Linked DNA regions of Mus musculus: region 2 is linked to region 1. Evidence: chromatin contacts called from ENCODE Hi-C data. All regions are on one chromosome and are shown on one strand. Each heading gives the region's core, a stretch centred on a gene start or an enhancer-like site at or near the end of the contact. The rest is flanking DNA. Distances are from core to core; before and after follow the strand shown.

Region 1 (7,489 bases), core at 2,542-5,041:
AGGTACTCCTGGACAGCTTTCCGTCACCCTCTGGACACAGAGCTGGCTCCTCCTAAGTCTGGGGGCTGCAAATGTGACAGCTGTGTCTCCAGAACTCCTCAGAACAGGACTGGAGAGGATGAAATCAGCAAAATGACAGGATTTAAATGGTGTGGCCACCTCCTCTCCTCCCTCTCCAGTCATCTTTTCCTTTCTGATCTTATTTCCTCCCAGGCACAGCTGGGCCACCTCTGCCCCCAGCAGCCTCAGGAGCCTGTGACCCAGAGCATGACCATCCCAGGACCTCCACCCACTCCACCCTCCCCCAGGAGGCTCCCCAAACCCAAAAGCCACTCTTGCTTAGCTTCAGACGGCCCCTCTAGCTCTCAGCCTACTGCTCTTGCATTCTTGACATCATTCTGGGCTCAACGGTACCTGGAGACATTGGGACAGCCCCAGAAACTAGCTAGCTGCAGAGCATCCTTTGACCTCAAAACAGCTACACACAGGCAGGCTGTGCCAGGCCCCAGAAGCCTGTCTCTAGTGTCCTGGGGGCAGTATTGGGCTCTCTCCTTCCTCCATCCATCAAGGGCGTGGGCAACCATCAGTTACTAAATTCTACCAGCACTTGTAACACCACCCAACAATTACACGAGCTTACTACAGACCAGGGTCTGTTCTCACAGCTTCTCTCCTGCCGTCATTCACTAGGGTAAGTACAGTTTTATCTCTATGAGGGGACCAGACACCGAGAGGCCAAGGGAGTTGCCAAAGTCACTCAGCCAAACCAAGCTGAGCTGGGAGTCCAAGGAAAATCAGTGTGGGGAGTTGGGTGGAAGGAACTGACTGGATATATTAAACTGCGCCTGCTTAAGCTGCCTCACTGGGAGATGCCTCAAGGGCTGATGGTTCCCGGATGGGAAAACAAGCCCAACACCCATGGGGCACAGCAAAGGCAACCACTCACTGCCTCTGACCTGAGGAGTTAGGAAGGGGACATAGAATGACCCATGCAGGGACAGGGTTTGGGGGGTGTTGGGGATGCTTTGGAAACTCCAGGCCCAGCCAGCCTGCAGGGGAAACCAGGACCCCACTAGTCAGCTTCACTGTCCAGCATAGTTGGCTTACCGGTTCAGCTTGCCATAATCCTTGCAGTCAATCCTGGGCCCTAACAAGTGTGTCCCAGAAAGGGATTTTAATGCATTAAAATCCTTAGTCATTGTCTCTTTGTGTGGCTTCCAGAGGCCTCTGTCAAGACCTCTGACTCAAACCTGAGGCACTAAGACCTGATGAGACTGCCCTCTGTGGGCTTAGGGGTGCCCCAAAACAATCAAGGAGCCTCCTGGGGAAGGGCTGAACAGAGATGGAAAGTGACATTCCCAAGGACACACAGCAAGGGCTTTGAAGACACGATGTCAGAACCCAGCTACTACCAGGCCACAGCCCTTCCTTCCCCCCACAGATAGCACAGGCTCCTACTGAGAGGCTGCCTTTCAGCCCCTAGCTAAAGGACTCACAGGTGCCAGGATCTCTCACCTAGGGAGGCGAGACAACACCAGAGGGGCACTGGTGGCCACATGTCCGACAGCCTCGGCTGCAGGTGTGTGTTGTCAAACCACCTCCATCCTCAGAACCAGACAGGAAGAGACTCCACCTCTGCAACAGGGGTTCTGGTTTCTTCACAGCCATGCTGGTGTCTGTCTGTCTGTCCACTGAGTTAAGGACTCTTCCAATAACCTCCTTACCCCACCACCACCACCACACCCTCAATGTCCCCTTAAGAAGAGCTTCACAGTAAGCCTGGATGTGCAAGGTCTACTCATACAGATTTAGAGGAAGTCTAGCTGAGAACAGTAACCCATCTCGGTAAGTCTCCATGGGGCTAGGTACTCCCCAAGGCAGTGAGGCAAGAGGTGGTGTTCCAGTTTCACAGGGCATGCAGGACCATGGCGCATCTCAGACAGAGCCACTTGGGGCTCTGGTCTCCATGCCTGGATCATGGGCTATCCTCTTAACTTTGTTAGTTGAAGCAAAGTCTCCCTCACTCGCAGTGCGAGCTGGCCACACTTGCTGTCCTCCCGTTTCTGTATCCCAGCACTGGCACTACAGGTGTGCACAATGCCAAGCTCTCCTCTTTTAGCATGTTCTTCTTCTTTTTTATTTTATGTAACTGAATATTTTGCCTGGTTTGACGGATGTGTACCACATGTGTGCCTGATGGCCACAGAGGCCATAAGAGGGTGTCAGATCCTCTGGAACTATAGTTACAGACAGTAGTAAGCTACCATTTGAGTTCCAGGAACTGAACCTGGGACGTCCAGAAGTGCCTTTAACCACTAAGCCATCTCCCTCTCCAGCCTCAAAATGTTAAGTGGGTTCTGGACCAGTGAAAGACCCTGTCTCAAAAAAAAAAAAAAAAAAGCCTAAAAAAAATGACACCGAGGTTGACCTCTGACCTCCACAAGCACACGCATACACAAATAAATAAAAGTAAAATGTCCAGTGTAGAATGTACTATATAGACACAAGAAAAGTTGGAGATGATGCTAAGTCCATAGTCCTCTCTGTTCGTGCCCAGAGCCCCGTCTGCAGCCACAGTTGGTCCTCAGCGTGATAGGACCTCTCCACCCACCCACACTCCCTGAGTCTGAATTCCTCAGGGGTTCCTGGCTTCATTGAAATGCCTGGTGCTGATAACCTCCCAGGGAGCAGCCATGATCCCAGCACAACCCTCCACATGGGAGAGCAGGCACTCGCAGGGTTTCCAGCCTCTTCCCTGTTTTTGTTTGTTTGTTTGCTTTGTTTTGTTTTGTTTTTTAAACCTCCTCCTTGCCATTTTCCTGAGTTTAAAACGAATCACCTTTATCATCCCTAGAGATAGAAAACGACTAAAGCACTTTCCCAGATGGCTACCCACTCCTCTGAGCCATAGGTTTCTCACCTGGAAAAGACCTTGCCTGGGACTGCTGAGCCATACAAGCCTCTCACCTTCTGTTCAAACCTAAGCTTCATGTCAGGACCCCAAAGATGAACTGGGGAGTGAGTCACTGGACCCCTTTACTCTGCCCCTTCCAGTGTAGCCACATTTGAATAAATCTATCTCTGCTTTTTACTCCTGCCTTCCTACCTGCCATACCGGGAAATGGAGTCTGAGCCTGGCTTAGTAGGACTGTCAAAACCCAGTTTTTTTGCCTCTAATTCCAGCAAGAAGACAGAGTGAGCTGGGCTGTGGTGGCACACGCCTTTAATCCTAGCACTTGGGAGGCAGAGGCAGGCAGATTTCGGAGTTTGAGGACAGCCTGGTCTACAAAGTAAGTTCCAAAACAGCTAGGGTTATTCAGAGAAACCCTTTCTCAAAAAACCAAAAAATAAAAAAGAAAGAAAGAAAGAAAAGAAGGAGGAGGAGGAGGAGGAGGAGAAGGAGAAGGAGAAGGCAACGACGATGACGACGATGATGACAGAGTGAATCGCAGCCCTGGGTGAGAGGCCATGGACCCTATCTGACCCTTGGAATTCACAATGCAGGGTCCCAAAGAAGGGGAGGGGGCTCTCCCTGGAGAGGAAATCGCTCCATGCCTCCCTCTCCCAGTACCCAGGTCCTGGGTACCGGGACCACTGTAGACGCCGAGCAGCACCACCCTCCCCAAGGGCTGCCAGACCTACCAGAGCCAGACTGTTTGCCCCAGGACATCCGCCGGAGTCTGAGAGGGCCCAGTGGCTGTTGTCTCTTCTTCAGGGACGTGCAGAGTGAGCAGGAGTCTCAGGACACACATCCTGGTTTCCTGGGGTTGGGGAAGTCGCTCTTCCCTGGTAAGTCCTCCCATCCGCTGCACTGAGCCAAGCTCTAATGACTCCCACCCCAGGAAGGAGTGCCCCAAGAGCAGTCCAATAACCCTGGAAAGCACAGTCCTCTATGTCCCAGCAGTGAGCCAAGCAAGCTAACTCAACCTTGCAGCTTTCTGGACACCTAGCTGATCTTCTGCACTCTACCCAGCATTCACCTTTGTCTGTCTAGGCCCCCTCAGTGGGATTCCCCACTGTGCTGTGTCTGTGCACACGGGTCAGCAAAGTGGCAGCCTCGTCTCCCAGGCTCCCTGCCCTATCCTTCCTCTCCCTTCTTCCACCATCTCAAGGTGGCTCTGCCAGCTGTTTTGTTATCTGCTCCCTCAACCAACTGGGGAACTCGCCTGCAATGAATGAATGCATGCATGCATGCATGCATGGATGGATGGATGGATGGATGGATGGATGGACCAGTGTGGGTGGGTGTGCAATATGCTGCTGGCTGTACACTCAGCAGTCTTCGGCTGACTCCTCTCTCCTGTGGTCCAGGCCACCAAGCCATGTGTCAGTGCTCTGTTTGGCAAATGCTTTGCCTTCAAAGGAGCCATAATACCTGGTAGTGCCAGAATGACTGCCCTGCTGATCACTTGGAGCTTGCCATGCACCAAGCCCACACTCCACAGTTAACACCTTAGAAGTGACTGATGTCTTCGTTGGTTGGTTGATTGGTTGGTTGGTTGGTTGGTTGGTTGGTTGGTTGGTTAATCGTCCAGACAGTCTCACATAGCCAAAGCTGTCCTCCTGCTTCCAACTCATTAATACTGGGCATATGTGTGTGCCACCACACCATATTTATGTTCTTTTATAGAAAGAATATCACTTTGTAGTCCAGTGACCTCAGACTTGGTATGTAGCTCAGGCTGCCATTTGAATTTACCATCCACCTGCCCCTGAGGTTACAGGCCCATGTCAGCACTGGGCTTAGGGCGGCTTTGGTCCTTCAGACAAGAGAAGTGAACATGAACTTAGATATTTGTCTTTCTCTTGAGTCCACAGACTATCAGACTGGAGGGCAAGACCTGATGGGTTTTCTCTCAGACAGAGGAGGACCAGACCTTTCATGACGCTAAACACCAGTTATCAGAGAATAAGGCTCAGGGAGTGTTCCACAAGAGCCCAGAGCCTGCTTCCCTCCCAGGGATCAGCTAAAGTTCTAGGGCCTCACCCACCCCTCTCTTTGCTTATTTTAAACCTAATTTTAGAAGCAGCATCCATATATAGAAGTCAGCTAGCTTTCGCAAATGCTGGTGTCGCATAAACACAGCAAGAGAGCTAATGACTGTAAAAGAACACTGACCCAGACTATCACCTAACCAATACGTGTCACAGTTTGGATGTGGTTTGTACATGCCCCATATTATATTCTGCATATTTAGTCCCCAGGGCGGCTGTGGAAAGGAGAAGGAGGGACCTTAAGAAATAGGTCTCAGGGGAGGCAGTGACCTTAGAAGGCTTTGGTGCTGGAAGGTTTCAAGCATGGGCTGTTACTGAATCAGTTCAGTTGTCTGGGCTCTTGCTCCTGCTTCCTGCCTGGCCATCTGATAAGTTCTCAGTACTTTCATGCCATCTGCCTTGAAGCCGCTCACCAGAGTGGGTCAGATGCTGGCCCCACACACTTGAACCCTCTGAACACTAAGCTAAGTCAACTTATTTCCTTTTTAAAAAATAATGTGTGTATGTTTGTGTGTGTGTATGTGTGTATATGTGTATATATGTGTGTGTATGTGTGTGCATGTATATGTATGTATGTGTGTTTGTGTGTGATGTGTTTGTGTGTATATGTGTGTATGTATGTGTGTGTATGTGTGTATGTATGTGTGTGTATGTGTGTATGTATGTGTGTATATGTGTGTATGTTTGTATATAAGTATGTGTTTATGTGTGCATTTGTGTGTGTATATGTGTGTATGTATGGGTGTGTATGTGAGTATGTATGTGTGTATATGGGTGTGTTTGTATATGTGTTCATGTGTGTGTTTGTGTGTGTATGTGTGTATATGTGTGTCTGTATGTGTATTGTGTGTTTGTATGTGTATGTGTGTGTATGTGCATGTGCATGTGCATATGTGTATGTGTGCAGGTGAGGTCAGAGGACAACTTGTGAGACTGTTTTCTCCTTCCACCATGTGGGTTCCAGAGGTCAGAATCAAGCTGTCAGGCTTGGTGGCAAGCACCCTTACCCACTGAGCTTTCCCACTGGCCATCAACCTCTTTCTTGATAAAGTATTAGCCACTGGTATTTTGTTAGCACAACATGAAATGGACTAATGAACGTATTTGATTCCAGTTTCACCAACTGTCTACTGATGGCTGAGGATCTAAACCAGGATCCCATGTGACCTTTCTTGAGTTTCCTTAGTCCCTCCATCCTAGAACACTACCATGGTCTTGCTTTGTCTTGTCTAGCCTTGGTGGTTTTAAAGAATACTGGCCAGGTCATCTGTAGAATTTTATGTTCCCACAATGGCTTAGAAGCAGAGTAGGTTCTCCTCTTTTTGTGCAGATCATTATAGACTGGGTCTTTTTTTTTTTTTTTTTTTTTTTTTGCTTCTGTGACTGTCATAATTCATCTTGTTGGCCCAGCTGTCTCCACCCCTGTTTAAATATCTCAACACATCTGTATCCTGTCCAGCTGCATGGTGGCCGGAGGCTGTCATCTGGCCTGCGTGTCCCTCCCCAGCTGTGGAACCTCAAAAGACACACTCTCTGGAGTGTAGCAAAGGTGGCTGGGGACGTTCACAGCTCTGCATGGGCAGCCAAGTTTCCATAGAACTCACCAAAGCTTCTTCCCAGCAAGGTTGGCCTTTCCCCGAAATGGGTGGGCTACAGGGAAGCGTCATCGATCCAGAGACAGGGAGGAGACGTCAGGCCAGCACAGGGGTCAGACACTGGCAGCACTGGAAGCCCATAAGGACCTGGAGGGAACTAGCTAAGGGACTCTGGCCCCGGGAGAGACCTAACATTACAGTTGGAAGGGTCAGCGACCTAGCTAGGAGGCTCAGGAAGGAGGGATGGCCTCCTGGAAGGCAGATGTACCTTAATCAACACTACAAAGGTGGGAGGACAATTAGTCCTTTAATTAGACCTCTCCTTTGCCAGAATCCCCACCTCCCTAACGTCCATCCGTCCGTCTGACGTCTGTCCGTCCTTACTGGCTGAAGCATCATGAGGTTCTCGCCTTGATAAGGTGCCAGTTTTCTGATGTCTTTGTTCTGTCTTGTTCTTCCTGACTCTGGCTGAAACCTATGTAGGCTTTCTCCATACTCTTCTCTAAAGCTGCTTCCCTGCTGGGTCTGACCCGATGTGGGCCTGAGGAGGAAGGAGGGGACAGCCTGACTTTTTCTCTTCCTGCTTCCTCCCCTTCAGGCACCTGCTGAAATTTGCAGCTTACCTGCCCTGCGAAGTTCATTTTAAACGCTAATAGAATTGTCTTTGAGCGACCATGTGACTCGCTCTAAAATTCTTTTATTAATGAAACTAAGAACCCCTCCAGAAAGCCCCGAATTTCCCCGTATCAGCCTCATGGCCCAGGCCCTTCCTCTGCCCTTGAGCCCTGCGTCCCCTCCCAGTGCCACAAGCCTTAAGCCCTGAGTCCTTTGTTTCCATCCCCTCTGCCAAGCCCCTGGAGTGATGACCAGGAAATCTACATGGACAGCTGGCAGCACTT
Region 2 (7,489 bases), core at 2,765-5,264, 39 kb before region 1:
ATGCACCACCATGCCCGGCTCAACACTGAAGATCTTTATAAGTAACTCAAATCAAATTCATTAAGGCACACATAAAGTTTAGACATGAAAGTGACAAGGACAAGCTGTAAAAAGGAAGGATATTAGGTAGTAGGGTCATGTGAGGGGTAATGGGACATTCACTCACATATGAAAATGTCCTAATGAAACATTATGTATGATTAAAATATATTAAAAACTTTCCTTAAAAGGTAAAAGAAACTAGTTTAAGTGGGAGCTCGGTTAAGGCTGTAATTCAGCGGTTCAGCACTTGCCTGACATACATCTGTGCAAGGCCTTTAAAAAAACTGAAGAAGGGCACTTTCCATTACTGCTTTCTATTACATGGAGCAGTAAGTCACAGAGCGAAACAAAGCATTTCCCTGGAGTTGGCAAATAACTGTAAGCAAGTCCTTCAGTCTGCAAACCCAAGCAGAGGTCTACAGTACAGAAACCTTACCCAGCAAAGCCACATGTGCAAAGTTCTCAAGCACCACTTCCTCGTGCAGGGCCTTCTGATCAAGTGTCAAGCTGGCCAATTCCTGCTCCGTGAAGTACACAGCCTCATCTTCAAATATCACTGGTTCCTAAAATGACAAATAACAGCTCTCCTCAGACAATCACGGGGCACAACTGTATACTGCTGATCAAAGTGTAATAAGTACGAACTGGATGAGTATTCTAGAAAACGTTTGTAGAGCAGATAGTAAGACTAACCAAATGCACTCTTTATGATCTAGCAACTTCATACACACACACACACACACACACACACACACACACACACACACGCACACATACAATCCCAGGAGAATGAGTGCCTATATCCGCCAAAAGGCAAGATTGCAGTGGGATAGTGGGCCAGTGGTAGAGTGCTTGCCTGGTATCTTAGAATTAGTATTGATATGATGAAAAAAACATGAACAAAACCAAATTGTGGAGGAAAGGATTTATTTGGCTTACATTTCCACATTGAAGTCCATCATTGAAAGAAGCCAGAACAGGAACTCAAACAGGGCAGGAACCTGAATGTGGAAACTGATGCAGAGGCTGGCTTGCTTCCCCTGCCTTGCTCAGCCTGCTTTCTGATAGAACCCAAGACCACCAGCCCAGGGCTGGCACCACCCACAATGGGCTGGACCTGACCTTATCAATCACTAATGAAGAAAATGCCTTACAGGCTTGCCTACAGCCTGGAGGCTTTGAAGGCATTTTCTTAATTGAGGCTCCCTCTTCTCAAATGACTTGAGTTTGTGTCGAGATGACATAAAATTATGCAGCACACATAGTATGCCCAAAGCCCTGCATTCAGTGCCCAGTCCAGTGTCAGGGGGAGGTGTGGGGAGGATATCATTGGCTGGAAAAATAGTCTAGTGAGTAAAATAGTTGTTTCACAAGCACGAACACATGAATTTAGATCCCTATCACCCACATAGAAGCTGGGGATGAGAGCAGGTATCTGCACCCCCAGTGTGGAGAGATGAGCAATCCCCATGGCTTTGGAAAGGGCACAAAGTAGAACAGCTTAAAGTATTAACATAAGTGATAGTCATATGAATGTATATATTTCAAAAAAGTGAGAGATACAGTTGAAACATGTGTGTCAGTTAAACCTCAGTGAGAAATTTATAAAATAAACAATAGATTAATGTAAATGTACTCATAGGTACAAGCTTGTATGTATATATGTACATATACATGTATGTGTGCATATTTGTATATATGTACATATATAGCATTGTAAACCCACACAGGTATGTACAGCTTACCTGAGGCTCTGCTTTTATGGTGATATCTTCCATGATCAAATCTTTCAGTTCTGTAGCAAATGCAGGCTTAGATTTTTCAGGACCTGAAGGTAAACAGAGAAACTATTAGTGACAACACTTGTCTTCTTCAGCATACAATCCTTGATTCATCCTGTTTTGAAGGCCCTGTGAAGTATTATTCGTCAGTTACTTCTTATCAGTAGCAATTCTAGTCTTAGCAAAAGTGAGATGGCAGGCACAATGGAGAAGAGGTTCATCCAGGAAATGTATAATGATAGCCTGTACTGTTAAAAGTATAATTTCAGTAATCCAGAGACAACAGCAAGGTACAGATACAAGAGGAATAAGTGTATACATAAAATCCAGTGAATACTGACAGACCTAAGAACCAGCCTAGCCCCTTGCTACTTAATAATAATTACTATCTTTTTTTGTAAAGCAAGTCAAACAATTTAAAGGTGGTTTATTAGGAATATTTTTATGTTTTCTGGCTAGAGATTGTGGTATATTTGTTCAATTTTATAACAGTAGCAGTGAGAAGGAAAACACTATCCTGTTAAAGAAATCTATGAACTTCACAATATGATTTCAAATATTCTAGTACAGGGAAGCAAAGCAGTCTCGTTTCTTAGTTATATTTTCTGCTCTGGGTAAATTCATCCTTTAATAATTAGAAAGTAAGCCTGCTGTCGTTCAGAGGAGTGGATGGGCGAGATTTGTGCTTGAAGATAATACCTGAGATGTGAACAACTGCCTGTGGCATGGATATCTAACAGATAAAAATATGAAGAGTATAAAGGACGGTACAAAGAGCTAAGTCAAGACATTTTTCATATAAACATCGAAAACTGTTAGATCCAACACACATTAGGTGCTTTCTTACAAATACCTTTTTGGGAATTAACATTAACACACTAATCAGCAGCACTAAGGTTTAAGTCATGGAAGACACCCTGACAAAAATGCCATGTCCTCCGCTGCCTTGTCCTACACTTCAGGTCCGCCTGCTTAAGGCCCACTGTGCCATTTTCCTGCACAATCTTCCTGCCTGCATCTCAAGCTGTTCTGCTCCAAGCCTCTTCCTCACCGACCCGGGTGTCACCCTCCCTGCCCAGCCTCATTGGGGCCTCCATGTCTCTCCCTGTAGTTAGGCTGTAGAAGCCTTTGACCCTCAGCGCCCTCTTCCCGCCCAGGCGTCGCGTCCACAGCGCCCTCTTTCCATTTCAGACCGCGCCCCTCTCTCCAGCACCCCGGTAGGCAAGCCTGGGGCCCAAGAGGACCACCTTCCCTCCCTCAGGTCCATGCCAACCAAGCCTTCCTCATGTTTCCTCACACTCACCTACGGAGGGATTCTAACGGCCTCTCACCATCCACGCTCTCAGGTTTTAAAGATTCCTGGCCCGGAAATACATCATCTCACCGACCGGCCAATCCTCTGTGAGTCTCTCTAGGAATCTTGGAGGACCCCATAATCTTGATCGCGCTGTGCGTGGTCTAGCGAGAGTCAGGCTTCTTGACAAAGCGACCTCGTCAGAGAGGAGGCAAGAGCAAGAAGAAAGGTTGTTTATTCCACTGAGCAGTGGGCAGTGGACCTGCCCAAGTGAACTTAGGAGCAGGAGGGCTGACTCCCTATTGAAGATGCTAAACATTTTCCCACCCTACATGGCTCACCCATACAAGGCTGCTTTTCTCTGTTTCTAACTGAAGTTCCTAAGCAGCGCTACAAACCCCTCAAAGCGGTGGCCCGCCCCTCCTTCCTGTCCCAGCCTACAAGATGCCCACAGGAGCTGTCAAAAATGACGTCTCCACAACACCTCTTCTGCCTGCAACTGACACAGGTGGCACATTTCCTTTCCCACCTCAGCAGGAGCTGTCTGGAAGAAGCAAGCACTCTGCAAATCAGTCCAAGTGGCAGCCAGCCCCTCCTTCCTGCTCCAACCTATAGCCAGTAAGATGCCCCTCCGGAACTGTCAAAGAATGGCAGCAAGAGGACATTTCCTCAGTCTGCAGGAGGCTCATCCCCTTTCCCGCCATCAGCAGGAGCTGTCCCTCAAGAGTTGTCTATGGTGGCAACACCTTTCTTGCCTCAGCCTACAGCCTTAGGAACTATCTATCCCACAGGAGCTGTCCACAGTGGCAGCACCTCCTCTCCACCTCCCCAGCAGTTCCACAGAGATGCTACCTCAACCAAAGCCACCTGCAGCCAGGAAGGACCTCTCATCCTAACCCATAGGTCTAATGCAGGGAAAAGGTGGTGGGGAAAAAAGCCACCAATCACTGAGCAGGAGAACCCACCAATCACTGAGCAGGAGAACCCACCAATCCCTGAGCAGGAGAACCCACCAATCCCTGAGCAGGAGAACCCACCAATCCCTGAGCTCCCCAAACTCAGGACTTGAAATCTCACCAATCCTCATCCGGGAAATCTCTGCTCTGAAAAGCTTTGCCTCCTAAGAAATTCTACATAAGCCCTGCCCTTTGTCCAATTCTCTGCTGTCTGCTTCTGGGAACAGAGGGCAGCCAGCCATGTCTGGATTCATCCCTCCTTACCCTGAATAAATCTCTTTCATGAGACTTTCCACCTATCGTGACTCTCTCATCAGGAAAAGCCAAGAAGCAATAAAAAGATGGAACCGAGTGAGAAAGTGGAGCAGGGCTACCTTCCCCTGGGAGCTACAATGCCTCTGCTGAGGAGGCTTCCTATCGGCCGTGTCTCAGGGTTCCCTTCCACTGGGATACCTGACCCTTCCCCCTCAGAACTGTGCGGTTCCTGGGCTTCCAAGGCCCAGGTTTCCCTGCCATCTGGGCAGAACCACTTACAAGGACCTATAGGAGGAGTCAGAGGTGTGGAAGATCTGAATGTGGCTGGATTCATTTAGAAAGTATGGATGCCTTCCAAGAAACCTTGAGGGCCAGTTGAACAGAAGTCCAGGCTTGAACTAAGTGATCTCATTGTGTACCACAAAGACATTTAACATTAAAAAAAAAAAGTGGTGCAAAAAATTTGTAGACTTATTTAGACTGGGCTTCCCAGATGCAGACTCAAGCACCAGCAATGGGCGTGCTTGCCTGGCTCCTGCTGCCACCTCTGATATCTCCGAGAGGGGTTGAGCTTTATACTGTTCTATCTCTTACTCATGCTCAACTTTTCTTTGTTAGAGTAGAGATGCAGAGACAAGGGATAAGCAACTCCACAGAGCACCTGCCCTCCCCCCACCCCTCACTTATAGACCTGTGTCTACAGGTCAGGAAAGAGGTAATGTGAGGCTCTAGAGATGAGAAAATGAGGTTAGCCATTTCTAGGAGAGCTGAGCTTGCAGTGAGGCCACTGTTTGCGGAGCAGGGTATTTCAGCTGGCAGGTGGTAAGAATCAGGGCATCAGCTAAGGTGTGGCACATGGGGACAAGATGTCACTAAATGTGACTTGGTGCCACTAGAGCTGATATTTTCTGCCGTTTGTTTTGTGATGGGTTGGGAGAGCAATGGGGCCAGACTTCAGGCATAGATTTCAGAGGGCTGCTTTGGGCTGAATTGGGATGTTGCCATGGAACAGATTTTGGAATTAGAGATTTTGGAGGAGCCAGATGTTGTTGCCATGACTTTTGGTGGTGTCCTGAATCAAGGGGTTCAGTCTGAAGAGGACAAAGGGCTTAGATAGCCCATATCTCATTTATTATTTTATGTGTACGGGTGTTTTACCTGCATGTCTGTGCACCGTGTGCATGTAGTGCCCACAAAGGCCAGAAAAGAATATTAGGTCCTTTGGAATGGAGTTACAGGTGGTTGTTAGATGCCATGTGGGTACGGGAAACCAAAACTCAGTCCTCTGAAAAAGCACCGAGTTCTGTTAACTGCTGCTCCAACCCCTGGGTTAGTTTAAACCACAGGTTCAGGTGCTGGAGAGATGACTTGGTAGTTAAGAGCACTTGCTGCTCTTGCAGAGGAACAGAGTTCAGTTTCCAGAACCCATGTCAGGTGGCTCACAACTGTCTATGTCTCCAGTGCTGTCTTCTAGCCTCCTGGGGCACCATACATATATGTGCATACACATGCAGATACACCCACACATACGCATAAATAAAAATAAATATGCTTTTGAAAGACAGGATACAAAGGCTAATAATAGGGAAATAAGGAGAATAAATAAAAGGGTAGCCAGCCAGGGTTGCCATCACCCCCATTGAACCATTGTGCTTACGAGGTGGGATGCTGGCAGGGTTTGGATGTTCTGCGTGCCATCTTCTTGCCATGTCTCAGTCTACCCTGGGATGGTTTATAGAGAAGTAGCACTCTTGCTGGAGGAAGAAATGGGTACTCTCTTTCTCTGTCGGAAGAAGATTCAGGGCTCTGTAATTTCTAAGAATGACACCTGCAGTGAGTCTCTTTGGTTCCAGATGGTTGTGATAATGGCAGCTATTCCATCTGGGATTTCAGAAACAGCCATGGAAAGCTTTTGGAAGTAAGAGAGTTGGGGAAATGCCAGCTGTCTGCACCAAGGACAGAAGAGATGCCTGAGACAAGAAGAGCCGTCAGTGGGAGGAGATTGGGGTTGAGGAGAGAATTGAGGCAAAAAGGGAGATCATTTCGGTTTGATCGTTGGGGAGGAATTCAGTGTCCATACATTGGAAAACAGAAGTACAGATGCCAGACCTGGGGGATAAACACAAGTTGATGTTCTACAGAAGAAATCTCCTGAATAGCTGAGACAAGAGTACAAAAAAGGGTATGGAGACATGAGAAATGTCTGAGAGAATACATCTCAGTTTTCTTGGACAGTGCTCTCATTTTTTTATTTTAAGATGAAATATTCTCCAGATAGGACAGCCTCAAGTTGGGTTGAAGGTTGTATAAGAACAAATTAGGGGCCCTTGTATACCTGGAGTTTAACCTCGAACAACATTGAGTCAACAGATGTGGTGATGAGTTGGGTTGAGTTGCCTGTATCCAAATACAGTACTGTATCCAAATACAGTAATGGTATAGTAGGTGCCAGAGGGAGGAAGGGGACAGTGGTGATGTGGTGTGGTGATGAGTTGGGTTGAGTTGCCTGTATCCAAATACTGTACTGTATCCAAATACAGTAATGGTATAGTAGGTGCCAGAGGGAGGAAGGGGACAGTGCAGGCAGAGAGTGGCTGAGGGAGTGTGGTGGTAGGTGGGGTCTGTTAGGCAGGGGTGAAAGAGTTCTTAAAGGACTAGGGACTGGAAATCTTCTCATTGTTTTTATAAATGGCTGGGTGCTGGATAGATGATGAGCAGAGGGGAAAGATTAAAGATCTAGTTGTGAAGGGGGTATTGCCCTCGAAGACATCATAGGCTGACCTCGAGGAAGCAGGATAGTGTAGGGTGACAGGAAGTGGGGATTATCCACAAATGGTTTTCGTAAGGGACACTGGACAGATTAGAAGAAACAGTCACTGTTGAGACTTCTAAAATAGCTCTCCTGGGTGATGTCTTTCTGCAGTGTCTCCTACAGAAAATACAGTTTTCAATGAGAAGGGCCAATGATAAAGAGCATTTCCAGAAAGATGCAAAGTAGGTGATTGTGATTGACTGAGAAGAACCAAGAGACAGGAGTAATAAGGAAATTTGCTCTTTACTGAATACCCGTTGATAATCTCATTTTTGCTATGATAAAGGCTTTCTTTATAGCTAGTCAAAAGTAAATAAATTTCAAAGAAAAATGTAGCATTGGTCCACAA

What was found. A loop is a pair of places that touch in the nucleus more often than their neighbours do.
Region 2: a map of CH12.LX shows a loop between it and region 1 (2.2-fold over the local background). The contact joins the promoter of 1700048O20Rik here to the promoter of Ackr2 in region 1. A Hi-C loop is called at or near these places in 1 of 37 maps with a recorded cell type or tissue (CH12.LX).

The regions. Positions count from the first base shown.
Region 1 is chr9:121,894,657-121,902,145 of GRCm38, reverse strand. It overlaps Ackr2 (atypical chemokine receptor 2), which reads right to left and starts at 3,791. Exons shown (of 4, transcript NM_001276719.1): 1 at 3,643-3,791; 2 at 1-109.
Region 2 is chr9:121,933,800-121,941,288 of GRCm38, reverse strand. 1700048O20Rik (RIKEN cDNA 1700048O20 gene) reads right to left here and starts at 4,014. Exons shown (of 5, transcript NR_033553.1): 1 at 3,970-4,014; 2 at 3,127-3,313; 3 at 1,788-1,870; 4 at 479-605.